Regions from separate parts of the Homo sapiens genome. Here region 1 is linked to region 2. Evidence: read pairs that join two places in POLR2A ChIA-PET (ENCODE). Cell type or tissue: PC-9. All regions are shown on one strand. Each heading gives the region's core, and the rest is flanking DNA. Links, peaks and the distances in the headings are about the cores only. Region 1 overlaps LOC643339 (a long non-coding RNA gene). Region 2 has its middle 26 kb from the start of EEA1.

Region 1 (15,419 bases), core at 3,720-11,719, 360 kb before region 2:
TGGTCTCGAATTCCTAGCCTCAAGTGATCCTCCTGCCTCAGCTTCCCAAATTGCTGGGATTACAGGTGTGGGTCACTGCACCCAGCCTGTACTCTAACTTTATTTCTTTCCTGGGATGTTAACAATAATTCCCTGGTCTAGTAGTAGTTGTAAGGACTAGGCATGTATAATAGTGTCCTAAAAATATAAAAATGCATTTACTTGGTCATTACTTTGATAAGTATTTACTGATGGTGTACTGTGAATGGGAATAGGCTGGGCAGGGTGACCCACACCTGTAATCCCAGAGTTCTTTGAGGCCAAGGCAGGAGGACCACTTGAGACCAGGAGTTTGAGACCTGTCTGAGGAACATAGTGAGACTTTGTCTCTACACAAAAATAAAAAAATTAGCCGAGTGTGGTGGTACGTACCTGTAGTTCTAGCTACTTAGGTGGCTAAGGCAGGAAGATCCCTTGAGCATGGGAGTTCAAGCCTGCAGTGAGTTATGATTATGCCACTGTACTCCAGCCTGGGTGACAGAGCAAGGTCTTGCCTCTTAAAAGAGAGAGAGAGAAAAAAAGGGATAAAAATATGGCTGGCACATGGTTCCTACCCATGTCAGGTGGGACGGATATGCCTAGTATTAATTACAGCAATGTAGGAATGCTAAAATAGGATGCTGCAGAACCTACAGAAGAAAAACCCCTAATCTTGGCCAGGCACAGTGGCTCACGCCTGTAATCCCAGCACTTTGGGAGGCTGAGGTGGGTGGATCATGAGGTCAGGAGTTTGAGACCAGTCTGGCCAACATGGTGAAACCCCGTCTGTACTAAAAATACAAAAATTAGCCGGGCGTGGTGGCGGGCGCCTGTAATCCCAGCTATTCAGGAGGCTGAGGCAGGAGAACAGTGTGAACCCAGGAGGCGGAGGTTGCAGTGAGCTAAGATCATGCCACTGCACTCCAGCCTGGGCAGTAGAGCAAGACTGTCTCGGAAAATAAAAAAAAAAATTAAGAAAAACCCCTAATCTTGCTTATAGAAATCAGATGGAATCTTGCTCTGTTGTCCAGGCTGGAGAGCAGTGGCATGATCTCGACTCACTGCAACCTCCACCTCCCAGGTTCAAGTGATTCTCCTGCATCAGCCTCTAGAGTAGCTGTGACTGCAGGCATGCACCACCACGCCTGGCTAATTTTGTATTTTTAGTAGAGTTGGGGTTTCACAATATTGGCCAGGCTGCTCTCAAACTCTCGACCTCAGGTGATCCACCTGCCTCAGCCTCCCAAAATGCTGGGATTACAGGCGTGAGCCACCATGCCTGGCCCAAGCTGAGTCTTAAAGGACGAATAAAAGAGACCACACAGGGCTGGGCAAAGAAATTCTAGGCAGAGGAAATTGCAAGCACAAAGGAGTGGAGACTACCAGCAGCATGTGGCTTTGGGGAAACCATAAATGGCTGTTTTCTTGAACTCGGGCTGTTTGGGAGGCATGAAGTAAGACAAGGATGAAAGAGTAGGCAAATCGTGAAGGGTGTGTATGTATATTATGGTGAGTGTTCAAGCAGTCACAGGGAGGTTATGGGGATTGGAAAGGAATGTTTAAAAATAGCTGGAGGTGAGGTGGAAATTAAAGGGTGGGATTTAGTAAGAAATGTTAAGGGGCTGAATAAGGCAGTGTGGTAAGCAAGGAGCAAAAACGACAGATTTGAGAGTTACTTGAGAGGTAGAATTGATAGCACTTCACTGGTTAGATTGACTGGGGGTCATGAGAGAAACGGTGGTGTCAAGGATGCTACCCTAGTTTCTGGTGAGGCCTCTTGGTTGTGCTGTGACTCATGTCTCACAGACCTTATAATAGGAGGTTGGATCACCCTGGCACAATCTCCAACACAGTTTGATTAACAAAGTGCTAAAAAGAACTAAACCATTACAACAAGAATAGCAGGCTACTGAGTTTCCAGCAAATGAGAGAATTAGAACATCCCTTATAGATCCATAACTCATCAATTTCACTATGCATGAGCTGAAGATAGGCAATTCTCCACTAGATGAGGAGTCTATGAATTTCAAGGGAGACAATTTAAGCCTAAAACTTAAAACAAATTTGATCCAACTTCTTTTTTTTTTTGACAGAGTCTCGCTCTGTCGCCAGGCTGGAAAGCAGAGGCACGATCTCTGCTCACTGCAACCTCCACCTCCCGGGCCAAGCAATTCTCCTGCCTCAGCCTCCCAAGTAGCTGGGACTACAGGCACACACCACCATGCCCGGCTAATTTTTGTATTTTTAGTAGAGATGGGGTTTCACCATGTTGGCCAGGATGGTCTCGATCTCCTGACATGGTGATTCGCCTGCCTCAGTCTCCCAAAGTGCTGGGATTACAGGCGTGAGCCACGGTGCCTGGCCAATAAATTTGATCCAACTTCTATACTCCATGCATATAATCAATTGTCCCTCTGTGTAATGAGCATAGTATGGATTTACATAACGTCCTAGAAATAAATGTGGTAGTTCCATTGGGATAATGTGATAAGACCGATTTTCCTGGAGTGCCCTACCTTCCTTATTTGTTCTGCCCAATAAATTCCTGTGTGTGATTCAAGGCCTAGTTCACATCCTGCCTTCAGGAACCTGCCCCATATGATGTCAGCCTGCATTTAGCTCCCTTGCCCTGACTTCCTCTGCAGCAATTTGGGGTTTATTATAGGCTGCCTTAAATATCTCATTTTCATTTTCTCTGAGTCCCCAGGACTTATCTTATTTACCTGTTGTGGTTCTCTTGAAATTTCAAGTTTCTAGCCTCTACCTTTCTCTCTCTCTCTCTCTATTTTTTTTTTTTTTTTTTTTTTTCAGAGACAGAGCCTATCTCTGTTGCCCAGGCTGGAGTGCAATGGCGCGATCATAGCTCACTGCAGCCTCGAACTCCTGGGCTCAAGCAATCCTTTTGCCCCAGCCTCTCAAAACTCTGGGATTACAGGGATTACAGACATGAGAAACACTGTTCCCAGCCTTTTTTTTTTTAACAGAGGATTTTTAAAGAACCAATCAATGATATTTAGCAGTGTAAACAAATATACAATAAGTGTATTGTGAGGATTAAAAGACCAAAGGGTGGAGGAATTGTAACTATACTATCATAAGGTTCTTAAACTACATGTGGAGTAGTGTAATATTCTTTGAAGGGAGACTATGATACATAAAATATGAACATTGTAAACCCTAGAACAACCACTATTTCTTTAAATTGACAGATAAAATTGTATGTATTTTTTGTGTACAGCATGATGTTTTGAAGTGTATATACACTATGGAATGGTTAAATCTAGCTAATTAACAAACGCAATATACATCATGTAGTTATTTTTGTGGAGACAACACTTAATATCTACGCTTTACTTTTGTATTTTGGTCACCTGCAGTCTTGCCCAGGGTAGCAAGAATTACATTCCGCCTGCAATTATAGCTGATATGGGCTCACTTGTTCATGAAACATATGTTTACTGAGTGTTTACTCTGTGCCAAGCACATAATCCAGCCCCAATCTGCCTCCTTGACTTCATCTTCTCCTCACCCACTAGGTTCCAGCCATAGCCACTTATTTCCACCTTGGGGTCCTTCCACCTGCTCTTCTGGTTGCCTGGAATGCCCCTTACCCAGAACTTTCTTCTTTTTAAAAAATTGTTTTTCTTTTATTTTTATTTTTCACTCCTCTCAGCTCATATCTATCCAGAACTTATTTTTATTTTTATTTTTTGAGACGGGGTCTCACTCTGTTGTCAAGGCTGGAGTGCAGCGGTGTGATCTTAGCTCAATACAACCTCCGCCTACCAGGCTCAAGCCATCCTCCCACCTCAGCCTCCCGAGTAGCTGGGACTACAGACATGCAACACCACACCTGGCTAATTTTTGTATTTTTAGTAGAGACAGGGTTTCGCCATGTTGCCTGGGCTGGTCTTGAACTCCTGAGCTCAAGCGATCTGCCCACCTCGGTCTCCCAAAATGCTGGGCTTACAGGCGTGAGCTGCTATGTCCAGCCCAGAACTTTCAGTATCAGGTTTCCTTAATCTCATTTCCTCAGGGAAACCTTCTCTGATCAGTCTCCCATATTATTATCTAAAATCAAGCCAGGTGTGGTGGCCCACAAATGTAATCTAATGCTTTGGGAGGCCAAGGCAGGAGGATTGTTTGAAGCCAGAAGTTTGAGACCAGTCTGGGCAACATAGTGAGACCCTGTCTCTACAAAAAAATATAAAAATTAGCTGGGTGTGGCTGGGCATGGTGGCTCACACCTGTAATTCCAGTACTTTGGGAGGCCGAGGCGGGCAGATCACGAGGTCAATAGATCAAGACCATCCTGGCCAACATGGTGAAACCCTGTCTCTGCTAAAAACACAAAAATTAGCTGGGTGTGGTGGCAAGCACTTGTAGTCCCAGATGCTTGGGAGGCTGAGGCAGGAGAATCACTTGAATCCGGGAGGTGGAGGTTGCAGTGAGCCGAGATCGTGCCATTGAACTCCAGCCTGGCGACAGAGTGAGACTCCATCTAAAAAAAAAAAAATCAGCTGGGTGTGATGGTGAGTCTGTAGTCTCAAGTATTTGCAAAGCTGAGGCAGGAGAATTGCTTGAGCCCAGGCATTTGAGGTTGCACTGAACTATGTTCATGCCACTGTACTTCAGCCTGGCCAATAGAGTGAGACCTTGCCTAAAAAAAAAAAAAAAAGCAAATCAACTCGCTTGTTTAATTGTTTATGGTCTATGTCCCCCTATCTGGATGTAAACATATGAGGGCAGAATTGTGTTGGCTAACTCTTAGTAGGTGCTCTGTAGGTACATTTTGAATGGATGAATATGCTGTTAGGTGCATAGGCACCTGCCTTGCTAGAGTTCACAGACTTTGTGGAGAAGACAGGTAGTAAGTACCTTCGTGTAACAAATATAATAAATCAAACAGCGCATGTGGAAATATTGTGACTTCGCTGGGCATGGTGGCTCACACCTGTAATCCCAGCACTTTGGGAGGCCGAGGAGGGCAGATCACTTGAGGTCTGGAGTTGGAGACCAGCCTGACCAACATGGTGAAACTCTGTCGCTACTAAAAATACAACATTAGCCAGGCATGGTGGCACTTGCCTGTAATCTCATCTACTTAGGAGGCTGGGGCAGGAGAATCACTTGAACCTGGGAGGCGGAGGTTGCAGTGAGCCAAGATTGCACCATTGCACTCCAGCCTGGGCAACAAGAGTGAAACACCATCTCAAAAAAAAAGAAATATGGTGACTTATACCAAAGAAGTGTAATTTAGACTATGGGTTCCAGGGAGGGCCTCTTTCAACCCCGCAAAGTTTAAGTGGAGTCCTGAAGGATTTCACAACTTCTTTACCCACTGCTAAATAGGAACCAGTTTTCTTGTGCTTTATGCCATCTGGAATCTCCTTCAGTTTTGACTCCTAGGACAAGATTTTTGGTTATTGATGGGATACAGAGGTAATGAACCCTTCTAGTGATTTCAAGGCACTCAGTACTTTTAAGATATATCACAAACAAATAGTCCGTTTTAGTTCATAATAAATAATAATGCTTCACTCCAGGCCATTTCACCATCATATTTTTTAATGGAACTCAGCATTACAACTGTTCATGCATACATTTAACTCCCACAAATGTTAAGCTGATGCCACGATCTACTTGACAAATCCTGTTACTCCGTCTCCTCTTTTATGCCAAGGCAGTTAACCTTCATGCTGTTGTGGTTGTTCCACCACGAAAGCACTGGTGAGTGAGAATTTAATTGGAGAGAGTTTTTTTCCTCCTCATGTTTTGCAATATTGCTAGTGAAGCACTTTATTGGATACATTTTTGGGTTGCTACACTGATGATCTATTTTTAAAAACGGTCTCTTTAGTTATTAATTCAAACTTGCCCTTCATATAAAAAATGTCACTGCCACATAGCTGATGGATAAATACTTCATTGCTAGGAGCAGAGCCAAATAAATAGTCACAGCTTTCCCTTGCCCTGTTTTATAACCCACTGTAACTATAACTATCTCTCCATATATTTATTTCATTGCTGCGAAAATTGATATTTGTTGATTCAAAGTATAGTTAGGGCTCATCTCTAGGGTCAACTGAAAAGGTCTCTGTGTTTGGAGAATCAAATTATAATTTCAGCCAGTTTCATCATCTCTTCAGCAGCAAAATGGGTGTGTGACCAGAATGCACAATATGTATGTAGGCTGGAAGGTGGGACTTCATTATTCCAAAGCTGCAGCCGGGCACCAGAGGACACAAATCAGAGAAGGAATGAGTATTGTTGGAGTCCTCTGTTTTCCAGCCCTCTTTCTTTCTGTGTGACCTTGGACAAATCTCACCTCTCTACACTGCAGCTTCTTCCCTGTGAAACCAAGAGGGTGGATTGGATTATCTGTGGGCTCTGGAAGGCAGCCAGAAAATTTATTGAGGGGTTGTGGAAATCTCTTTTTATGGAAAACTTATTTGGGAGGGTTGCTGGGGGGCTCAAAGCTTTTGGCTGCTTTGAAACCAGTGAGAGAGAAAGAGAGAATAGAAAATTGTGCTTACTGTGTAAACAGTTAATAGCGCTATCAATTTCGACCTCATTGCCACATAATGGAGATAAGAATCTCATTATTCAGAGACATGCAAATGTAGCGATTCTAGTCTTTACACACAGCCACTTAATCACCATGCCACTCACGCTATGTAATTTGCTCTGTGAACTCAGGCACATAAAAAATGTCACCCTAATCACTGCCAGTCATGGCACCACTGAAGACAGCACCAGAATAATAGGTATTTGAAAGGGGACATGCTGAGGACTGCACTCTTGCAAGGCAAAAACAGGGAGCCAAACATAATGGGCTCTGATTGGCTTTGCAGAGCAACTGGCTGGAAATTGACACGGCTGCTCTCTAAATGGCGGCAAAGTTTGAAGTTGACCCTAAAAGATCAGTCTTCAAACTGGACTAGCAGGATTGGAAATGAGACCTCTCAGTGGCCTTGAAGAGAGCCATGTCACTCATTTTTACTATGCCAGAAATATAGACCTTTAGGAATTTCTTTGGCCTAGATCTGTGCTGTCCAAGATGGCAGCCACTAGCCACATGTGGCTACTGAGTACTTCTTTTTTTTTTTTTTTTTTTGACAGAGTCTCGCTCTGTCGCCCAGGCTGGAGTGCAGTGGCGCGATCTTGGCTCAATGCAATCTCTGCCCCAGGTTCAAGCGATTCTCCTGCCTCAGCCTCCCGAGTAGCTGGGATTACAGGTGCCCGCCACCATGCCTGGCTAATTTTTTTGGGTTTTTTTTGTAGTAGAGACAAGGTTTCACGACGTTGGCCAGGCTGGTCTCGAACTCCTGACCTCAGGTGATCCGCCCACCTCAGTCTCCCAAAGTGCTGGGATTATAGGTGTGAGCCACTGTGCCCAGCTGCTACTGAATACTTGAAATATGGCCAGTGCCACTGAGTGTAAATATAAAATGCACACTGGATGTCAAAGGCTTTGTCCAAAAAAAAAAAAAAAAGAAATATAAATTAAAAAAAGAATTACATGCGCAGTGGCTCACGCCTGTAATCCCAACACTTTGGTAGGTCGAGGAAGGCAGATCATTTGAGGTCAGGAGTTCAAAACCAGCCTGGCCAACATGGTGAAACCCTGTCTCTACTAAATACAAAAATTAGCCGGACATGGTGGCACATGCTAATTAATCCCAGCTACTCAGGTGGCTGAGGCAGGAGAATCACTTGAACCCGGGAGGCAAGGTTGCACTGAGCCAAGATTGAGCCACTGCACTACAGCCTAGGCGACAGAGTGAGACTCTGTCTCAAAAATAAATAAATAAAATAGCTCATTAATAATTTTTATATTGGTCACATGTTAAAAATATATTGTATATATTAGATTAAATATAATGTATTATTCAAATTAATTTCTTTTGTTTCTTTTTACTTTTTAAATTTTACTCTTTAGAAAATTTAAAGTTATATGTAGCTCACATTTTGTTTCTGTTGGACAACACTGGCCTACAGAAATGAGATGCTTGTTTCCTCTAGTTGCTAAGACTCTATCTTGTTTTTCTTGCTCTCTTTACAAACTCAAGTTCCTTTAAAGATTCTTCACGTTGATATAAGGAGCCTGCTTCCTCATTGCCATTTGGGTGCAGAGTTCTTCCTGTCAGCCCACTCATCATGCTCATCATACCTTGCTGCCAGGCCTCTCTATGCTGATGACTCGAGGAAAACACGCTCCTCTGGTTGCAAAGAAGGCATTGTTTCTAAAGGCACCTGTCTCAGAGCTCTAGATGGATTATGACCCACGGCGGTCATTGGACTGTAAACCTGACACAGGTTTAACCTTCTGATGGAGCTTGGTTTTTGTCCTAGAAAAACTATAAAGAGAAAAACAGCGGCACATAAAGAACAGTATATGGTGTAAAGAGAAGCGGGAGTCCTGGGTCGATGTTAGAAGACATGAATGCAAATCCCTGGCTGGCTATTAACTTAGTTTGATTTGGATAAATCTCTGTATTTGAGCCTCAGTTTCTCTATCAGATGCCTGTAAAATGAACTCAAAAACGCTTTCTTCAGAAAATTGCTCAAGTATCAAATGAGATAACATATAAGAAAGTAATTGTGGGCTGGGCATGGTGGCTCACACCTATAATCCCAATACTTTGGGAGGCTGGAGTGGGAGGATCGCTTGAGGCCAGGAGTTCAAGACCAGCCTGGGTAACATGGCAAAACCTCATCTCTACAAAAAATAAAAAACCTAGCCCAGCATGGTGGCATGTGATTGTGGTCCCAGCTACTTGGGAGGCTGAGATGAGAGTATCACTTGAGCCCAGGAGGTTGAAGCTACTGTGAACCACATGCCACTTCACTTCACTCCTGCCTTCCAGCCTGGGAGACAGATTGATACCCTGCCCAAAAAAAAAAAAAAAAAAAAAAAAGAACTTGTTAATTACAAAGCTTTGTTTATGGTGGCAGTTTTATGGTAGAGGGGTAAATCCTGTGGACAGATTGTTGTGTTTGGCCAGAAAAGTGTTTTTTGTTTAGTTGAATGGGAATGCCTCCAGTTTGTCACGGACTTTATCGCTCTTATCTTAATTCACCTGCCTGGCTGCTGAAGACAGATATGTTTGTGTACCTTGCAAAAATGAGGAGTGCAATGCATAGTAACACAACTATGTTACTGAGCATAGCCTATGTAGTAGGCACTATGTACTAGGTACTATGCTAGATGCTAGCTGATGTGGTTCCTATCCCTGGGAGCTCTCAGTCAGCACATAAATTACAGCACAACCAAGTCCAGATAAACAGACACCAAGTACTTGTTGTGGGCTGGCCACTGTTCTAAGCTACCGGGATAAAAATTATTCTGCTCAGAACAAATTATCTGGGGATTAGGGAGAAAGATGAGCAACTAACTGCCTTGGGGGAGGCTGTTCAAGAGGAAGTGGGGATATTCAAGAAAGAAAAGTAACATTTTTGAGCCAAGACTGGGCCATGTGTAAGATAAGGCACTTATTATGCACTTTCATCCTCTGAAAACAGCTCTCAGAAGTAGATATTGTTATCTTCATTTTGCAAAGGAGTGTGGCTTATGAGACCTGCCCAAGGCCACATACAATGGACAAAGCTAGGATGTGAATCCAGGTCCTTCTTAGTGAGCCTAAGCCCACAGTACGCCCACTCTGCTTCTCCCAGGGATTAATGAATGATTCATCACAATTGTTTTATTTCTGTTCGTAGGGTTTTCTCTCCTACACCTTAATAAAGCCAAAGTTTATTTACTATTAAAGTTACAATGAAGTACTTATGAAAGCATACAAATTTGTAAAATAAGTCCTTATGTTTTCAAGAAAATTACCAGATATAATATTAACGACAAGATGAAACAAAGATACGAATCATGACTTTTGTCCTGTTTTAAAGTCACCTTATGGAACAATACATCATGAAATCAATAGTTGTACATCTAGGAAATTTACCACTGGAGCTCTCTTCCACTGGTGTGGATATTCTAATTGGTCTCAGGTGGCCGTCTCTGCCATTTTGGTGATTGGCTAGAATCCAAGGGTGTTTTTGAAGATGGCACCTGGAATTCACAAAACATGGCTAATTCTTCTGAGAAGAGATGGGACACAAACATGAAAGAGGAGTCGTAAAAACGTCAGGCATCTTTCGGTGCTCCTTCATCTCCTAAGGAGCTTCTCCCAGGACAGGTCTCTGTCCCCGCATTCTTTCCTTCCGCCTGGAGGGTAAGTTCCCGGATGCAGGAGGTAGTTTGTTTGCCCGAGGGCTCCGACCAGCATTGGGTGCTGAGGGAGGCGGGCCCGGCGGTGCGCATTTTTTTTTTTTTCCAGACAAGTCTTGCTCTGTTGACAGGCTGCAGTGCAGTGGCACCATCTCGGCTCACTGTAACCTCCGCTTCCTGGGTTCAAGTGATTCTCCTGCCTCAGCCTCCTGAGTAGCTGGGATTACAGGCGCCCGCCATCATGCCCAGCTAATTTTTGTATTTTTAGTAGAGACGGGGTTTCGGTTTCACCATGTTGGCCAGGATGGTCTCTATCTCCTGACCTCGTGATCCGCCTGCCTCAGCCTCCCAAAGTGTTGGGATTACAGGCGTGAGCCACCGCGCCCGGCCCCGGCAGTACACTTTGAATTCAGCAGTGACCAGGGCTGTTTGTTTAGAAAAGCCCGGGGCTCTGGTTCTCCACTGTAGTGTCATTCAGCAATGATTCCTTAGTGACAAACAACCCCGCCCTAACCCCCAGGTGAGTTTGACCCATGTCTGTTGCTATGCCAACCACAAGGCCCCGCCCCTTTACCCCAGGCTGACTTGGGATTGGCTTTTCCAGTGGGCAAAGGTCAAGGAAGGACGGTTGCCACGGATCATGCGCAGCGCGATGGCCTCGGCTGTGGGCTTCCGCCTGTTTGCCTTTCTTCCGCTCTCGGGGTAAAGGTCACCAGGGGCTGGTTCAGACCGCAGGCTCTGGAATCTGCCACACCTGGGTTGGAACCTTCACCACTGTCCCCCGCCCCAGCCACATTCTAATGAGTTACCTGCGGCAAGTTTAGGTCTAAGCCTCAGATGTTTTCCTCAGATGTAAAAATGTGTATTACCAAGGTTGTGAGATTTTGATGATAGCCGCAGGCACTTCTGTCTTCTTACAACATGCTATGTGTTTTTCTGAGCGTTTTACATAAGCTAACTCAATTCATCCTCACAACAAGCCTACAAGATAGGTATCTTTGTCATCCCACTTACAGATGAGGAAACTGAGGCATGGGAAAGTTACAGGACTTTCTCAACATCCAGTAGTTTGTAGATGCAGACCTGAGACATCAAAGCAAGTTTGAGTCCAGGAAACACCGTTGGGCAGCACATGCCTGTAATCCCAGTGCATTGGGAGACTGAGGCGGGAGGCTTGCTTGAGACTAAGAGTTCCAGACCAGCCTGGGCAAAGATAGTGAGACCCCATTTCTACAAAAAAAAAAAAAAAAAAAAAAAAAAGAAGAAAAGAAACACATGCCACTTTGGGACACAGTAGATATTTAATAAATTCTATTTATTTTTAATCCCATTACTATTATTGGTTCTGGTTTTCACGGCTTCCATGAGTCACTTTGGAAGTGGAGTGAGACAAAACGTTTTTGTGAGAGTATGATTTAAGAAAAATATTTTTGGACTGGCTGAGGTGGCTTGTGCCTGTAATCCCAGCACTTTGGGAGGCTGGGATGGGAAAATTGCTTGAGCCCAGGAGTTCCAAACTAGCCTGGACAACATAGTGAGGCCACATCTCTACAGAAAATAATTTTTGAAAATATATATGGTTTTGAACTTGAGTAAGGATAGTGTGGTTTAATTCAATTTCTCTTTTAACTCCAGTTTATTAAAGCTTAAGATTTTTAACACATTTTGCAGTTTACATTTTTATATACATTGTTCTTAATGATGAACATTAATATCTTCTTGTAGGCTTCTTCTAGGCTAAAGTGAGCTAATATGTGTAAATAACTTAAGTTCTTAGTACTGAGTACGTGCTGAATAAGGCAAGTATATATGGAAGGTCCTGAAGGTATGACTGTGATTTCACCTGGTCCCCAACTCTAATATTTCCTTGTGGGGATGCATCGGTTCCCAGGTTTTCTAGGACCAGTTGAAGCAGTGTACATTTGTACACTGTATTGCCAATTGCCAGTACAAGAGTGGGGAGCTTCTTGAGGCCAGAGGTCTTCTTGAGGCCACTTTGCTATTAAGGAAAAAGTTCACAGAGGAGCAAAGCAGCTGCTGACCACCCAGGAAAGGTAGCCTGATGGGAGCCTGCTCAAAGGGGTTTGCAGCCCCTTCTGAAATCTCTGCAGTGGGTTTTTCAATGGAACTAATGGTGTTTATATGTTAATTGCATATTAGAAATAGAAAAGACTTGATCAAAATAAGCAATAGTCTGCTAACTGATGCATAAGATACAAAAGCCAGACTTCCAGGGCCAAATCCCACCTGCAACACTTACCAGCTGTGTGTCCTTGGGCAGCGGCTTAACTTCTGTGCTGCAGCACCTTGTCCATAATTTGGGGATCATAAAAGTATCTATCTCATGGAGCTATCATGAGGATTAAGTGAGCTAGTACACATAATGCTTTTAGAGCAGTGCCTGGCACATGGCTGGATCTCAATAAATGTTATATATAATATATGGATACATATGCATACGAATAAATTATGTACAGGAATCATCCTAGTTACACAAACAATATAAGAGAGAAAAAAAACCACAGTCTTTTCCTTATTGTAGTTGTGGTCCCTTAACGCTGTTTTCCATGTAATGTGACATTTTCATGTCTAACATTTTGCTTAAGGTGATGTTGGCTTAGCTGCTGAGTTGCCCAAAGGGTCTGTTCCTACTTGTGTCATGAAATCATTTAAATCAAGGACCTAGACGGTGGAGTAGTGAGTTGAGAAAATGAAGACATGCTTCTCCTGCTTTCGGCCTTACTTCTTATGGCAATTGGCACAAAGAAATGTAATGCTTCCATTTAGCATACCGGCCAATGTGGTGGATGTTGTCCCTTAAGGCAGGGGGCCCCAGAATGTGACTGTATTTAGAAATAGGGTCTTTAAAGAAGTGGTTAAAATAAAATTATGGGTAGGCCCTAATCCAATATGACCAGTGACCTTACAAGAAGAAATGTGGATATAGACAGGTACAGAGAGAAAACCATCTGCAAGCTGAGGAGAGAGGCCCTAGAAGACACCAACCCTGCTGTTAGCTTGATCTTGGACTTCTAGCTTCCAGACCTGTGGAAAAATAAATTCCTGTTCTTTAACAACTCTGCGATACTTCGTTGGGCATCTCTAGAAAACTATCACAGCGACGGTGGGGCTCTAAGCAAGGCAGAGAGAGACCTTAACATAGTTGAGGCTGGAAGTTTTGGGCAAAGAGGTGAGTGTAGGTTTGAGAACTTTGGGACTACAAGGGGAAAGTCATTTTTAGATGCCTCTCTGGAGGAAAACAGAAAATGGGTGGTATGATTGCTCACTTTAAAATAAATTCTTCACTTTACAAATGACTCACTTCTTGTAGCCAGAAGATAGATTAGAAGCCATGATAAAAATACTAGGGAATCAGAATTAAAGTCAGTGGAAAAGTATTATTTGTACTATGAACATCTCCTTCACACAGAATGTTTTAGGAATGCGTTTACCTCAGGAAGGCAGACAACTGGGACCATGTACAAAGGATTAGGTGGGGTCCCTGGAAGGAATTTATTGGAAGTACCAGAAGAGCCCGTAGACTGGGGACAAGATTATTGCACTCATACCAAAGAGAAAAGGAAATGCAGAAACTTGATTATTCGCTAAGTAGGTTTACTGCCCCTACCTTTGAATTTCATCTGTATTTAAGTCTTTTATTTATTTTTGAGATGGAGTTTCACTATTTTTGCCCAGGCTAGAGTGCAAAGGTGCGATCTCAGGTCACTGCAACCTCCGTCTCCCAGGTTCAAGTGATTCTCCTGCTTCAGCCTCCTGAGTAGCTGGGATTACAGGTGCCCGCCACCACACCTGGCTAATTTCGTATCTTTAGTAGAGACAGGGTTTCACCATGTTGGCCAGGCTGGTCTCAAACTCCTGACCTTAGGTGATCTGTCTGCCTCGGCCTCCCAGAGTGTTGGGATTACAGGCGTGAGCCACCGGGCCTGGCCCAGTCTTTTCTTTTTTAAACGTTATTTTTCCTGGAGATTTAGACTTAGCAGTGTGGCCAGGTTCTAGCATGGATTTGATAAACCTGGGACAAGTGGGTTGGTGAGGCTAAGGGGATTGAGAGAACACCTAAAATAGATTTTGCCCTCTAGCCATCATTTCCAGGGTTTGACCACTGATGTCACATCAGACAGACGGAGAGACAGTCAGATAGAACTTGCTTTCACAGGACTTCATCTGAAGTCATTATTCTAGTGCTAGGTCTATATTTCATCTGTCTGCTTTTGGAAAGTGCTGAGAAGAAAGCCTTCCTTCTTTCTCCCCACGCCCTCCCCCAAGTTTATACTATACATTTTTAAAAATGTTATTTTAAATGATCATACCATAAGTGGGCAAAAGAATGAGTTTCCTTGTTTAAATAGTCACTTTTTTTTTTTTGAGACTGAGTTTCGGTCTTGTCACCCAGGCTGGAGTGAGTGCAATGGCACAGTCTCGGCTCACTGAAACCTCCGTCTCCCAGGTTCAAGCAATTCTCCTGCCTCAGCCTCCTGAGTAGCTGGGATTACAGACACCTGCCTCCACATCCAGCTAATTTTTGCATTTTTAGTAGAGGCAGGGTTTTACTATGTTGGCCAGGCTGGTCTTGAACTCCTGACCTCAGGCGATCCACCCACCTTGGCCTCCCAAAGTGCTGGGATTACAGGCATGAGCCACCATGCCCGGCAGAGTCACATGGTTTTTTAACATTGAGTATGACGGGCGGATGTTCTTTCTGGTTCTAATGATTTTTTTGTCTTTCTTTTTTCTATTGGAAAATTTTTCTGGGAATCTCCAGCAGGCAGAAAGCATGAAAACTGTATGATCAGACTGAAGGTTTGACCTTTGAGCTCTGCTGAAAGTATACACCCAGCCATAGACCATTTTTCTGTCACAACGATTTCCACATAAAAGTTTTCTCCCTGTCCGTTCGTGAAAAAATTAACATTCAGGAGGCTCTCTGGGATGGAATGCATTTCATGTGTCAGTCACTAGTGTTTGGTAAGATATCGTCAGTGCTGGCAAGGGGCAGAGAGAAGAGTGGGTCAATGGCATGAGGTTCACTGCTGGGCTGCCTTTACGTGGGACAGGGAAGCTGGAATCAGTCCTGTGCTGAGCATAAGATGCTGCCTTACCTTGGTGGTGACAAGTCATCTTACCTCTGGTAAGAAAAAGTTTTGTAGCTATG
Region 2 (15,419 bases), core at 3,713-11,712:
CCGGGCACGGTGGCTTATGCCTCTAATCCCAGCACTTTGGGAGGCTGAAGTGGGCAGATCACCTGTGGTCAGGAGTTTGAGACCAGCCTGGCCAACATAGTGAGACCCCGTCTCTACTAAAAATACAAAAATTAGCCAGGTGTGGTGGCACATGCCTGTAATCCCAGCTACTTGGGAGGCTGAGGTAGGAGAATTGCTTGAACCCAGGAGGTGGGGGTTGCAATGTGCCGAGATCATGCCACTGCACTCCAGCCTGGGTGACAGACAGAATGAGACTCCGTCTCAAAAAAAAGAAAAAGATTTGTGCATTATCATTTTTTGACCTCAAAGAAGGAGATTTCAATGAAGCAAAACAATTTTTTTATTTGCTTAAAAGTTCAAATCAATAAAAATTATATTTAATCGAGACATTAATAACCGAGGAAAAAGGACAGATGTCATTATCTAGTAGGTCAGCCTCAAGGCATGCAGGGACCTGGTGCCTGGCTGGTGGGGAGAAAGTAGTGGTTGGAGCCAGGATGGGGCACATGACATGACTATGACTCAGACCCGCAAGGATGCTAGCAGGTGGTCCAATTTGGTGTTCAAAGGGAAGTGGCAGACTTGACATAAATGTATCCAATGCTAATATCTAAGAGAGTCCAGTTTACAGTTGAAGCATGTCAGTAAAGGCCTCCATGAAGAGGTAATGCCTCAAATTAGCATGGAACTTGCTTATGAATCTTCATCTTTTTATTATTTTATTTTATTTTATTTTGAGGCTAAGTCTCTCTCTGTCATTCAGGCTGGAGTGCAGTGGTGTGATCTTGGCCCTTTGCAACCTCCGCCTCCCGGGTTTAAGCAATTCTCTTCCCGCAGCCTCCCAAGTAGCTGGGATTACAGCTGTGCGCCCCCAGGCCATGCTAGTTTTTGTATTTTTAGTACAGACGGGGTTTCACAATGTTGGTCAGGCTGGTCTTGAACTCCTAACCTCAAGTGATCCACCCGCCTCGGCCTCCCAAAGTGCTGGGATTACAAGGGTGAGCCACCACTCCTGGCCTGTTCATCTTTTTAGAGTAGAGCCCTAGACAGCAATTGGGGATTAGTAGAGAGTCTCTAGGCCCCCAGGAAGGGGAATGCTAAGACTTCACAGGGCTCTAGTTGGGTAGAGCTGGGTTTTAGCTCTTGAGGCAGAAGTTCAATAGTTCAATTACATAGACTAGCCTCCCATAGTGAGATTTAGGAGAGTATTATAACTCAGTGGATCCAATACAGGGATCACAGATACTGTGTCTACAGAAAAACAGCTATTTCCAGAACACACCCACTTATAAAGGTGGACTTCAGTGACCCAACTTAGAAGGTAGGAGCTAACGTTAACATTAGGAAACCAGGCAACGTTGTCATGGCAAGTAGCATCAGCCATACTCATTGAGGGTGTGCCCAACTGGCAGCCCTGTATTTGATTTCTTGGAAAGGAAGTGTAAAAAAATGTATAGACTCCCAAATGGCCAAGAAACAAATGAACGATGCAAGCTGGAGAACCTGGAAAGCCAGTGATATAATTCAGTCGAGGCCAAAGGCTTGAGAAGCAGAGAAGCCAGTGGTGCAAATCCCAGTCCAAGACTGATGGACTGAGAACTGGGACGGGGTGGTGGGAACCCTGGTGCAAGTCCTAGAGTCCAAAGGCCTGAGAACGAGGAATTCTGATGTCCAAGGACAAGAGAAGATAGATGTCCTGGCTCAAGAAGAGAAAGTGATGTCACCCCTCCTCTGCCTTTTTGTTTCGTTTGTGCTCTGAACAGTCACACTGGTGAAGGCAGATCTTCTTCACTCCGTTACTGATTCAAATGGTACCACTCTCACAGACACATCCAAAAATGATGTTTTACTGGCTATCCTAGTATCTGTTAGCTCAGTCGAGTTGACTCATATAATTAACCATCACAGTGTACTTATCCAAAATAAAATGAGGGATTAGTAGAAAAGGAAAGGGAATGGTGAGTGACTAAAAGTCAACAGCCAGGTGCGGTGGCTCACGCCTGTAAACCCAGCATTTTGGGAGGCCGAGGGTTGGTGGATCACCTGAGGTCGGAAGTTGGAGACCAGCCTGACTAACATGGAGAAACCCCATCTCTACTAAAAGTACAAAAAAAGTAGCTGGGCGTGGTGGTGCATGCGTGTAATCCCAGCTACTCGGGAGGCTGAGGTAGGAGAGGAGGAGGAGGTTGCAGTGAGCCGAGATCGCGTCATGCATTCCAGCCTGGGCAACAAGAGCGAAACTCCATCTCAAAAAAAAAACAAATTTCTACTACATGTTTTCTTTTTTTTCTTTTCTTTCTTTCTCTTTTCTTTTCTCTCTTTTTTTTTTTTTTTTTTTTTTTTTGAGCTGGAGTCTCTCTCTATTGCCCAGGCTGGAGTGCAATGGTGCAATTTTGGCTCACTGCAACCTCCGCCTCTCATATTCAAGTGATTCTCCTGCTTCAGCCTCCTGAGTAGCTGGGACTACAGGCACCTGCCACCACCACACCCAGTTAATTTTTGTACTTTTAGTAGAGACAGGATTTCACCATGTTGACCAGGCTGGTCTCAAACTGCTGATCTCAGGTGATCCACTCGCCTCAGCCTCCCAATGTGCTGGGATTACAGGCGTGAGCCATCACGCCCAGGTTTTTTTTTTTTTTTTTTTTTTCCTGAGACTGAGTCTGGCCCTGTTGCCCAGGCTGGAGTGCAATGGCACGGTCTTGGCTCACTGCAACCTCCACCTCTCATGTCCAAGTGATTCTCCTGCCTCAGCCGCCCGAGTAGCTGGGATTACAGGCACCCACTACCACAGCCTGACTAATTTTTGTATTTTTGGTAGAGACAGGGTTTCATCATGTTGGCCAGATTGGTCTCGAATTCCTGACCTCAGGTAATCTGCCTGCCTCGGCCTCCCAAAGTGCTGGGATTAAGGCGTGAGCCACCGTGCCCGGCCTCTACTACATATTTTCTAAGAACAAACTATATTGCATTAATCTAATTGCCTGTGGTTGGTAAAACTAGGGAATGGCATAGATGAACTGTATCATTGATTCATTGTTCATGTTTAGTTTATTTCTAAATATTCAATACTGGCCAGTGAACACAAGGCAGGGTATGCAAATCACATCAATTGCCAACTTTGAACTTTATTTTTTATTTACTTATTTGTTTTTGAGATGCAGTCTCGCTATGTCACCAAGGCTGGAGTGCAGAGGCACAGTCATGGATCATTGCAGCCTCAAACTTCTGGGCTCAGGTGATCCTCCTGCTTTAACCTCCCAAGTAGCTGTTACTATAGCATGTGGCACCAGGCCTGCTAATGTTTTGAAAAACAAATTTTTTGTAGCGATGACGGGGGGGTCTCACCATATTGCCCAGACTGATCTTGAACTTCTGGCCTCAATCGATCTTCCTGCCTCAGCCTCCCAAAGTGCTGAGATTACAGGTATGAGCCACTGCAACTTACCTGCTTCAAACTTTAAATAGTTTGCACTTGGGATAAAATACAAAATCCCTAATGTGGCCTCTAAGGCCCCACAGCCCCTGGGCCCTGACCCTCCCCCATCACTCACTCCTTGCCCAATGTATTCCAGGTCCAGTTGCCCCCAGCTTCCCATGTGGTGCCCCATATGGCAGGCACATTCCTCTTTTCACTCAAAGCCTGAATAACCGGAATAGCTCCTAGTTGTGGGCCTCAAGTTAAATGTTGGTTCCTCAAAGAAGCTTTGCTAAATCCTCAGTTTGATTCTGCCTCTCCTATTGTTCTAGCCCCTGGAACCCTGGTCTCTTCCTTCATAATACAACTTGCAATCTTCTATTTTTCCTGTTGATTTAGATAATGACTGTCTTCCTCAGATGCCAGCAACCCTTCCAAAATTTAAGGACCACACCTACTTTGTTCAATTTTAAATGTAATATCTAACACAGACCTTGATCAGTATGGGCATACAAGAAAGCCTGTTCAATGAGGATTCCAAAATGAATATGAACTCAATTTATATGGAGTGAATATTTTAGGGGCAAGAAATTAAAATGATCAATGTGATCAGTGCAATATAGTCATATAAAATACCAGAGGGGACCAGGCACGGTGGCTCACATCTGTAATCCCAGCAGTTTGGCAGGCCAAGGCGGGTGGATCACCAGAGGTCGGGAGTTCGAGACCAGCTTGACCAACATGGTGAAACCCCATCTGTACTAAAAATACAAAATTAGCCAAGTATGGTGGCACACACTTGTAATCCCAGCTACTTGGGAGGCTGAGGCAGGAAAATCGCTTGAACCCGGGAGGCAGAGGTTGCAGTGAGCCGAGATCATGCATTGCACTCTAGCCTGGGTGACAGAGTAAGACTCTGTCTCAAAAAATAAAATAGGCCGGGTGCAGTGGCTCATGCCTGTAATCCCAGCACTCTGGGAGGCTGAGGCGGGCAGATCACCTGAGGTCGGGAGTTCGAGACCAGCCTGGCCAGCATGGTGAAACCCTGTCTCTATTAAAAATACAAAAATTAGACAGGTGTGGTGGCAGGCACCTGTAATCCCAGCTACTCTGGAAGCTGAGACAGGAGAATTGCTTGAACCCAGGAGGCGGAGGTTGCAGTGGGCAGAGATCATGCCATTGCACTCCAGCCTGGGCAGCAGAGTGAGACTGTCTCAAAAGAATAAACAAACAAACAATAAATAAATAAAAAAAATATAAAACAAAATAAAATACCATAGGAACACCCTGAAGAGAAGGGTTACTTTGGCCATGAGGCAATTTCTCATCTCCTTCCATGTCCTTGTAGATTACTTCAAGGGACTGAAATGAAGGAAGGGTGACAGCACCACATGGCAAATTCACAGCAGGTTGAACGATATTCCCATGCAATGGAGGGAGAAGGGGGAGGGCAATTCAAGGGATGCAGCCTCTATGTGAGCCCCACAAGACCATGGCTGTGACCCTCTCTGCAGCATCTGTATCCAAGACTCAAGACTTACACAAAGATTAACTCTGCTGCATGTGACACAGAATTGAGAATGACTGAAGTACTGTCTTGCCCTGAAATTCTATTTCTACAAGTTTGCTTTAAACATGCATTCTACGTTGTATTTCTTAATGGAACATTTCCTTTCTATTAATTACCATGTCTTTGTGTTTAAATACATTTGTAACTATATTCAAGCGACTTGGTAAATGGAGTTTCCAAGAGAACAAAGCAATGACTTGATTGTCAGGCCTCTGAGCCCCCATCATATCCCCTGTGACCTGCACTTATAAATCCAGATGGCCTGAAGCAACTGAAAAACCACAAAATAATGAAAATAGCCAGTTCCTGCCTTAACTGATGACATTGTGATTTGTTCCTGCCCCACCCTGACTGATCAGTTAGCCTTGTGACATTCCTTCTCCTGGACATTAAGTCTCCGGAGCTCTCCACCGAGCACCTTGTGACCCCCACCCCTGCCTGCAAGAGAACAACCCCCTTTAACTGTAATTTTCCACTACCTACCCAAATCCTATAAAACTGCCCCACCCCTATCTCCCTTTGCTGACTCTTTTTGGACTCAGCCCACTTGCATCCAAGTGAAATAAACAGCCTTGTTGCTCACACAAAGCCTGTTAGTGGACTCTCTTCACACAGAGGGGCATGACATTGATATTCTGGAATGTTAAATATGTTACAAAGTAAATTCATGATGCCAGAGTTAAAAACAAAAACATGACGGGGCTTGGTGGCTCACGCCTGTAATCCCAGCACTTTGGGAGGCCGAGGCAGGCAGATTGCCTGAGGTCAGGAGTTCGAGTCCAGCCTGGCTAACATGGTGAAACCCCATCTCTACTAAAAATACAAAAATTAGCTGGGCGTGGTGGTGGGTTCCTGTAATCCCAGCTACTCAGGAGGGTGAGGCAGGAGAATCACTTGAACCCAGAAGATGGAGGTTGCAGTGAGCCAAGATCGCACCACTGCACTCCAGTCTGGGTGATAGGGCAAGACTCTGTCTCAAAAGAAAAAAAAAAAAAAAAAAACCCAAAAACATATAAACTCTTAACATTCCTTTTTCAAACACAAGCTGTGCTGTCATCCTTTCGATTATTACCATAACATAATTTTAATTAAACTCTTACTTTTATTTCATTTATGTGACTAGGCCTAAAATCAACATTTTAACCACACCATGAAAAAATCATTAGCAATTTATACTCACTCAGTGGTTGAAATGAAGTAGTGAAAACCATTTTGCTTTTCCTCCCTCTCTCCCTTTCTTTCTCCCTCCTTTCCTTTCCCCCCTTTTCCTCTTTTATTCCTCCTTCCTTTCTTCCACAAACATTCATCCTTTTATGAGCCTGAAGCTTTTCTAAGTGCACACATTTGGAAGATATAATACTTAGATTCAAGCATACTTAACCAGCCATGTCCAGAATAAGTTTAATGTGATGCAATTGACCTATTGTAATATCCATCCACACGTCTCACATGTTTTTAAACTCTTATTTTGGCCCATTCATCTTTGAATACTGACTCACCACCATGCAGTTCTTGATTAGATTATTGTTCACCTCTACTCTGAGAGCAAAATAAGAGTGTGCTCAGCTGACTGTAGTGAGTCAGTGGACCCTCTTTTCATTTCCTAATTCCAGTTCTACTTCAGGATTGAATAAGCAATTATCTACACAGCAATTGTAATTAAACCCATTAATTAAAAAAATACACATAGACCTTAACACATCAATTAAAATGGTATAGGTTGTGTCTAACAAAGATGTGAATCAAACAAGTAAATATTTCTATGTACAAAGGCTAAAATAGAAAACAAGACTGAGTATGTTTAACATAGCTGATCTATCACTGTGGACCTGCTTCCATGTCTTCTGCTGTTTTTAGAAATGATTTTTTTTTCTTTTTCTTTTTCTTTTTTTGAGATGGAGTTTCACTCTTGTTGCCCAGGCTGGAGTGCAATGGCACAATCATGACTCCCTGCAACCTATGTCTCCCAGGTTCAAGTGATTCTCCTGCCTTAGCCTCTCGAGTAGCTGGGATTACAGGTGCATGCCACCACGCCCAGCTAATTTTGTATTTTTAGTAGAGATGGAGTTCCTTCATGTTGGTCAGGCTGGTCTCAAACTCTCGACCTCAGGTGATCTGCCTGCCTCGGCCTCCCAAAGTGCTGGGATTACAGGCATGAGCCACCACGCTCTGCCAGAAATTATTTTCTTTTGTTGCTTTTGTTGTTGTTAATATTTGGTAGGCCGCCCAGGTCTTCTAAAATACGGACAAAAGATAAGAATTTGTTAGCTCTTGTATATGATGTTTATTAACATCCCAATGACACATGAAAACATGTCCTGAAGGGTATCATTTATATTTGAGTTTCTCTTGGCTGGGTGCAGTGGCTCACAACTATAATCCCAGCACTTTGGGAGGCTGAGGCAGGAGGATCACTTGAGCTCAGGAGTTCGAGACCAGCCTGGGCAACATGGTGAAATCTCCATCTCTAGTAAAAATACAAAAATTAGCTGGGCATGGTGGTGTCCATCTGTAGTCCAGCTCCTTGGAAGACTGAGGTGGGAGGATTTCTTGAGCCTGGGAGGTTGAGGCTTCAGTGAGCAGTGATCATGCCACTGCACTCCAGCCTGGGTGACAGAACAAGACCCTGTCTCAAAAAAAAAAAAAAAATTATAGTTTCTTTAAGTCATTCATTTTAAAATAAACTAGAAAATTCTGTATGTTTAGCTAAGCTACTTTATAAAATGAAGTCAAGGGGTAAATCTTAACAAACTTGTCTGAATATAGATTAGGACTTTCCTGTTTATTTTTAGGATAATCCTCAGTGGTGCTGACAATGGGTGGGAAGTAGCCCCCATTTTGAAAAGGGTATCTGCACACATGTGCACAGGCCTTACTATGACACAGTCATTCTTTCTCGTCCAGGAATTGTCACTCCCAAAATCCTATAGCGGAGAAGGCTGGTGTTTCATTAAGACAGGTGCATCTTTGGGGGGACTTCACAAAAAGAGAGAACACACTGGCATTTATTCCCTGTTCCACATGGGATGGAGCCAAGTGAAGGGGGACAGTAAGAGCACCCCTTAGAGAATCGAGGGGCTAGCCAGAAACAGGTGAGGGACTTTTACTCCTTGGCCAGATGCCTGCTGGGCTGGAGGAGTGTGTAGGCCTGCCCAGTGCTACTACAGGACTGAAAGGCAATTAAGTTTTGGGGAGAACCTGACAAGGGTCTGATAGAGGCAGGAGGCAGGCAAATGCCTAGGCAGATAGGGGCAGGTCCCTGGTGAAACCCAACCTTCAAGACAGAAACTGTCCTGGGTAAATACTCAGATGGGATTGAGAACCCACCTTCCTGTTTGGTGCACTTTCCTTTGATTGATCCCCACTCTTCACCTATTTTACATATACCTACCTTTTCCTAATTGGTTTTCTACACTGTTGTGCCCACCTTTGAGTGGTGTCTTTGCTATGACCATTTTTGGATACTCACAAACCAATCAGCACACACTCCCTATTCTGAGCCCATAAAAAGCCCCAGGCTCAGCCATATCGGGGAACTTTCCTGTCTTCGGGTAGGAGAACTACCCCCACCTCCTGCCGTGTCCCCTCTTTTTGCTGAAAGCTTTCCTTTCACTTAATAAATTCTACTCCACTCACTGTTTGATGTTTGTGTGCCTAATTCTTCCTGGTCGTGAGACAAGAACCCAGACTTAGCTGAGCTAAGGAGCAAAAATCCTGCATCAGGTCTCCTGGAGTTTGAGGGGGTATAGAGGAACTAGAGTGACCTCTAGTGACAGGGCAAGTACACAGGGTTGCTGTGGCAGCAATTACACCACCATTGTTTGACTGGGCAAGAATGCATAAGGTTATCCATGAACCACGGGGACACTGTGGAGACTGTTCACCAGATGGAGTAAAAGGACAGATCATGTACCATTTCCTCAATGCTGGTCCTGCCTGTCAGCTGTCATAGAAGACAGGGGAGGAATAGGGATGAGAAGAGAGGACAGGAGATTTAAATTGGATGAGAAATTAAAGTTTAATATAGACTGAACTAGAATTTTCCATAGCTGAAAATGAGACTCTTCTCACATCTGAGAATGGCCCCAAAGCTAAGAGATCTCCCTGAAATGTCATCTGGGGCAAAGAAGGGAGATCTGCTTGCTTGAAGGTAGCAGTAGATAAGAAAAAGTAGTTTACTGATTATAATAACCAATTCAGCACATTCAATAAATTAGTTACACAGTTTATTTTAAAAGTAAGCTACTGTACCACCTATGGTCTAACCTTGCATATATATATAAAACCCACAAAGAAAAAATAAAAACAAATTAAAAAAAAAACTTGAACCTGAATTTAGACTAGCCTCTTCAACAAACTACCAGCTTACTGGAAGTATAGGTGATGGAAAAACCCATTAATGACACCAGGAGAAAACTGTCAGCCCAATTCTGAATGTAAGAAATTCAACAGGACAAACAGCCTTACTTCTTCAATGAACACATAGCAGGTTACAAAGTTAATTCATGATCCCAGAGTTAAAAGCATTAGAAAAGCGAGGAAACACAAGGGAAGGGGAACTGTCATACATTAAAAGAGACTTTAAAAAAAGTTTGTTTTTTTTTTGAGACAGAGTCTCGCTCTGTCGCCCAGTCTGGAGTGCAGTGGTGCGATCTCAGCTAACTACAAGCTCCGCCTCCCGGGTTCACGCTATTCTCCTGCCTCAGCCTCCCGAGTAGCTGGAACTTCAAGCACACGCCGCCACACCCGGCTAATTTTTTGTACTTTTTTTTTTTAGTAGAGATGGGGTTTCACCGTGTGAACCAGGCTGGTCTCAATCTCCTGACCTTGTGATCTGCCCACCTCGGCCTCCCAAAGTGCTGGGATTACTGGCGTGAGCCACCAAGCGTAGACTAAAAAAAATTTTTTTTAATTTTAATTAATGAATTTATTTATTTTGGAACGCTTCACGAATTTGCATGTCATCCTTGAGCAGGGGCCATGCTAATCTTCTCTGTATCGTTCCAATTTTGGTATATGTGCTGCTGACGCAAGCAAAAAACGGACTTAAGAGAATATGTAAAATATGTAATGTCTGCACTGTGTTTGAATTTTTATTTGAACAGCCATAAAAATACTCTTGAGACAATCAAGAAAAGTTAAACTTGGACTGGATGTTAAATATGATTCTTTGGAGGCATGACAATGTTATTGTTATGTTTCTTTTTTCAAGTTCTTAGGCATTAGGGAAGCATACTGAAATATTTACACGTAGAGAAATTTGATGACTGGGATTTGTTTTAAAATACTCCATGATAAAAGAAAAAATTGTGAGAATTTAGGGGGTAAGGGAAGATTCATAAAAAAAGAATGGCAGGGTGTAAATAATTATTGAAGCTGGGCAATAGGTACATATGGCTTTGTTACATTTTTCTTTCTATTTTCACATGTGAAATTTTCCATAATGAAAGGTTTAAAGGCCAGGAACCATGGCTCATGCCTGTAATCCCAGAAATTTGGGAGGCTGAGGTGGACAGATTGCTGGAACTCAAGAGTTTCAAGACCAGCCCGGGCAACATGGTGAAACCCCATCTCTACAAAAAATACAAAAATTAGACAGGTGTGGTGGCACATGCCTGTAGTCCCAACTACTTGGGAGGTTGAGGTGGCAGGATTTCTTGAGCCCAGGAGGGTGAGGCTGCAGAGAGCCATGATCACAGCACTGTACTCCAGCCTGGGCAAGAGAGTAAGACTCTGTCTAGATATCAGATACCTTGATTTTATTTTTTTAAGGTGTGAATGTAATATGGCATAATGAAGTTAACCTCAGTTTTGAATACTGGCTACATCTTTTATCAGCTATATGACTTAGGAAAGTCACTTAACCCTTACAACCTCCATTTTCCCTATTGCCAAATAAGAATTATGATTCCTCTTGGCCGGGCATGGTCGCTCATGCCTGTAATCCCAGCACTTTGGGAGGCCGAGGTGGGCAGATCGCTTCAGATCAGGAGTTTGAGAGCAGACTGGCCAACATGGTGAAACCCCATTTCTACTAAAAATACAAAATTAGCTGGGCATGGTGGTGCATGCCTGTAATCCCAGCTACCCGGGAGGCTGAAGCAGGAGAATGACTTGAACCCGGGAGCAGAGGTTGCAGTGAGCCAGATGGTGCCACTGCACTCCAGCCTGGGTGACAGAGTAAAACTGTGTCTCAAATAATAATAATAATAATAATTCCTCTTGTTGCAATAAAGATTTAATGAAGCAGGGCATGGTGACTCACATCTGTAATCCCAACACTTTGAGAGGCTGAGGTGGGCAAATCATTTGAGGTCAGGAGTTCAAGATCAGCTTGGCCAACATGGTGAAGCCCCGTCTCTACTAAAAATACAAAACTTAGGCAGTGTGGTGACACATGCCTGTAATCCCAGCTACTTGAGAGGCTGAGGCAGGAGAATCTCTTGAACCTAGCAGGCGGAAATTGCAGCAAGCTGAGATTGCACCACTGCATTCCAGCCTAGGCGACAGAGATTCTGTCTCAAAGAAAAAGATTTAATGAAATAATGTGTGTAAAAGGTTTCGCAAAGCACCTGGCAGAGTAAACCTAAGTATTAGCCTAATCAGATTTAATTTTCATTTCTCACTATGTTCTCATTTAGTTTCTTTGTTTTTTGAGATGGAGTCTTGCTCTATTGCCCAAGTTGGAGTGCATTGGCATGATCTCGGCTCACTGTAAACTTCCCCTCCTGGGTTCAAGTTATTCTGCTGCCTCAGCCTCCCGAGTAGCTGGGATTACAGGTACCAGCCACCATGCCTTGCTAATTTTTATTTTTAATAGAGACAGGGTTTCTCCATGTTGGCCAGGCTGGTCTTGAACTCCTGGCCTCAGGTGATCCTCCTGCCGCAGCTGCCCAAAGTGCTGGGATTCCCTTCCCTTCCGTTCCGTTCCCTTCCTTTCCCTTCCCTTCCCTTCCCTTCCCTCCCCTCCCCTCCCATCCTATTGCTTTCTCCCTCCCTCCCTCCCTTCCTCCCTCTTCTCTCCCTCTCTTCCTCCCTCCCTTCCTTCCTTCTTCCTTCCTTCCTGGCTCTTGTTGCCCAGACTGGAGTGCAATGATGCAATCTTGGCTCACCACAACCTCCGCCACCTGGGTTCAAGCAATTCTCATGCCTCGGCCTCCCGAGTGGCTGGGATTATAGGTATGGGCCACCACACCTGGCTAATTTTGTGTTTTTAGTAGAGACGGGGTTTCTCTATGTTGGTCAGGCTGGTCTTGAATGCCTGACCTCAGGTGATTCCCCCTGCCTTGGCCTCCCAAAGTGCTGGGATTATAGGCGTGAGCCGACGCACCTGGCCAAGATTATTGTCAATGTGGGACTACTAGTTGTTTTCCCGTACCCATTCTTCTTTTCTTTCTTGGCAATAGGGTTTTAGTTGGCTACATGCCTGCCTAGCTAAAGACTACATTTCCCAGCTTCCTTAGAAGCTAAATGTGGAAATGTTTTGACCCATGGTATATGCACAGAAGTAATATGTGACATGTCCAGGTTTTGCCCTAAAGAGAACTGGACTTGTGCTCCTCAAGCCTACTTAAGCTCTTCCCATGGCTGAGTGGAGGCTAGAACTGGAACAGCCACCTTGTGTTGGACCAATGGTAGAAGTAGGGCTGCCAGATTTAGCAACTAAAAATACAGAACACCCAGTTACATTTGAATTTCATATAAACAAAGAATACTTTAAGAAAAAAAAATGTATGTCCCATGTCATATTTGAACATAGTGAGGTCCAATATATTGTTAAGTGAGAATAGAACAAGGAGCAGAATTATGTGTATAAACTGGTTAATGATTTATAGGCTAGGTTATGTTTAGGAAAAGAAATCTAGTTTATGTTTAAATATGACCATTCTGGCTGTGATATAAACAATGACTTTTTTATTTTTATTTTTGAGCCAGGGTCTTGCTTTGTTGCCCAGGCTGGAGTGCAATGGTGTGATCATGGCTCACTGCAGCCTTGACCTCCTGGGAGTGATCCTCCTACTTCTTCAGCCAGCGTCTACCACCACACCTGGCTAATCCCTTCCCTTCCCTTCTCTTCCCTTCCCTGCCCTGCCCTTCCCTTCCCTCCCCTGCCCTCCCCTCCCCTGCCCTCCTATTGCTTTCTCTCTCCCTCCCTCTCTTCCTCCCTCCCTCTCTTCCTTCCTCCTCCCTTCCTTCCTCCCTCTCTCCCTCTTTCCTTCCTTCCTTTCTTCCTTCCTTTTTCTCTTTCTTTCTTTTTCTCTTCTCTTCTCTTTCCTTTTCTTTTCTTTTCTTTTCTTTCTTACAGTGTCTCACTTTGTTGCCAGGCTGGTTTTGAACTCCTGGGCTCAAATAATCCTCCCTCCTTGGCCTCCCAAAGTGCTTGGATTACAGGCATGAGCCAGTGCACCCAGCCAAACAATCATTTAGAGAGGAAGATTCTATAGTCATCTAGGCAAAAGATAATGGTCAAGTCGGCCAGAATGGGAAACTAAAAATGAAGAATAGGCCAGAAAAATGAAGAATGGCTCATGTCTGTAATCTGAGCATTTTGGGAGGCTAAGGCAGGAGGATTGCTTGAGCCCAGGAGTTAGAGACCAGCTTGGGCAACATGGCAAAACTCTGTCTCTACAAAAAATACAGTAATTAGCTGGGTTTGGTGATACCTGCCTGTAGTCCCAGCTACTCAGGAGGCTGAGATGGGAGGATCACCTGAGATGGGAAGATGGAGGCTGTGGTGAGCTGTGATCTTGCCACTGCACTCCAGCCTGGGTGACCAGAGTGAGACTCTGTCTCAAATAATAAAAAATAAGAGTTGGGCGTGGTAGCTCATGCCTGTAATCACAGCACTTTTGGGGCTGAGGTGGGTGGATCACTTGAGGTCAGGAGTTCGAGACCAGCCTGGCCAACATGGTGAAACCCCGTCTCTACTAAAAATACAAAAAATTAGCTGGGCATGGTGGTGAGCACCTGTAATCCCAGCTATGCGGGAGGCAGGAGAATCGCTTGAACCTGGGAGGCAGAGGTTGCAGTGAGCCGAGATCACATCATTGCACTCCAGCCTGGACAACAAGAGTGAAACTCTGACTCAAAAAGAAAATAATAATAATTTTTAAAAGACAGAGGGAAAAGGTCAATAATGATAAACAGAAATTAAAAGAAGAGAATATAATGAATGAATTTAGGAGAAATCACAATTATCATAAAAATTAAATTAGTATTTAAAAATTTTCTCATACATACAAAGAAAACCCACCAGGGCCAGATAATTTTACAGGTAATAATCTACCACCCTAGCTTGCTTGCTTTCTTCCACCGATGTGGACCTTGCCATGTTTCTTGACTTTTTAATAATTGCCATTCTGACTGGTGTGAGGTGGTATCTCATTGTGGTTTTGATTTGCATTTATCTAACCACCAGTGATGTTGAGCTTTTTTTCTGTATGTTTGTTGGCTCCATGAATGTCTTCTTTTGAGAAGTGTCTGTTCATGTCCTTTGCCCACTTTTTAATGGGGTTGTTTTTTTTCTTGTAAATTTGTTTAAGTTCTTTGTAGACTCTGGATATTAGGCCTTTGTCAGATGGATGGAATGCAAAAATTTTCTCCTATTCTGTAGATTGTCAATACCAAAGTGGACCTGCACAAATCAACCTTACTCCATTAGTTTCTCCTCCCATATATTTACCTTCCCACCATTTGCCCTTGGAAACCTAAAACACTTTTCTGTTGCCTTGTTCCATCTCCACAATTTATCATTCTTTGTTTAAAGTGGTACTTAAGCTCTTAGGCCTATCTGCTTTACTGAGTCTTCACTTCATTTTTTAGAAAAGCCCCTGTGGGCTGGGCATGGTGGCTCATGCCTGTCATCCCAGAACTTTGGGAGGCTGAGGTGGGAGGATTGCTTGAGCCCAGGGTTTCAAGACCAGCCTGGGCAACACAGTGAGATCCCATCTCTTCAAAAAACAAAAAGCACCTCTGTTTGCTAAAAATTAACATTAAATAAAATTTGTATGCCTTTTCTTCTGTTAATCTATCTTTTGTCAGGCTAACTTGCAGGGACCCACACAATGAAAAAGAATAGAGGAAAAGAAATTTTTTTTCTCTCCTACATTCTCAAGTTGTATCCTTCCATTTACCTTTAGAATGAGGGGTTAGTAAGGCTGGGCGCGGTGGCTCACGCCTGTAGTCCTAGCACTTTGGGAGGCTGAGGTGGGTGGATCACTTGAGGTCAGGAGATTGAGATCATCCTGGCCAATATGGTGAAATCTCTCTCCTAAAAATACTAAAATTAGCCAGGCACGGAGGCATGAACCTGAAATCCTAGCTACTTGGGAGGCTGAGGCAGGATCGCTTGAACCCGAGAGGCGGAGGTTGCAGTGAGCTGAGATCACGCCACTGCACTCCAGCCTGGCG

What was found. ChIA-PET counts read pairs that join two places held together with the same protein. Peaks named below come from ENCODE experiments on the same cell type or tissue, not always from the same donor. Only the 100,000 strongest peaks of a DNase experiment are listed, where the experiment ranks them.
Region 1: POLR2A ChIA-PET joins it to region 2 with 10 read pairs; 2 of 35 experiments call an interaction of 5 or more read pairs at or near these places.

What each region holds. Positions count from the first base shown.
Region 1 is chr12:93,310,213-93,325,631 of GRCh38, reverse strand. The region is part of intron 2 of LOC643339 (a long non-coding RNA gene); the gene reads left to right. Among named protein-coding and RNA genes, the nearest start is that of NUDT4, 60 kb to the left of the region's middle. RefSeq lists a cis regulatory region at 10,945-10,958 and an enhancer at 10,879-11,023. In PC-9, for the core only: no CTCF peak of the experiment used is centred there; DNase peaks (open chromatin) are centred at 8,161, 10,281 and 10,951; H3K4me3 peaks cover 1,608 bases; H3K27ac peaks cover 3,244 bases.
Region 2 is chr12:92,947,266-92,962,684 of GRCh38, reverse strand. It overlaps the pseudogene RNU6-1329P. Among named protein-coding and RNA genes, the nearest start is that of EEA1, 26 kb to the right of the region's middle. In PC-9, for the core only: no CTCF peak of the experiment used is centred there; no DNase peak of the experiment used is centred there.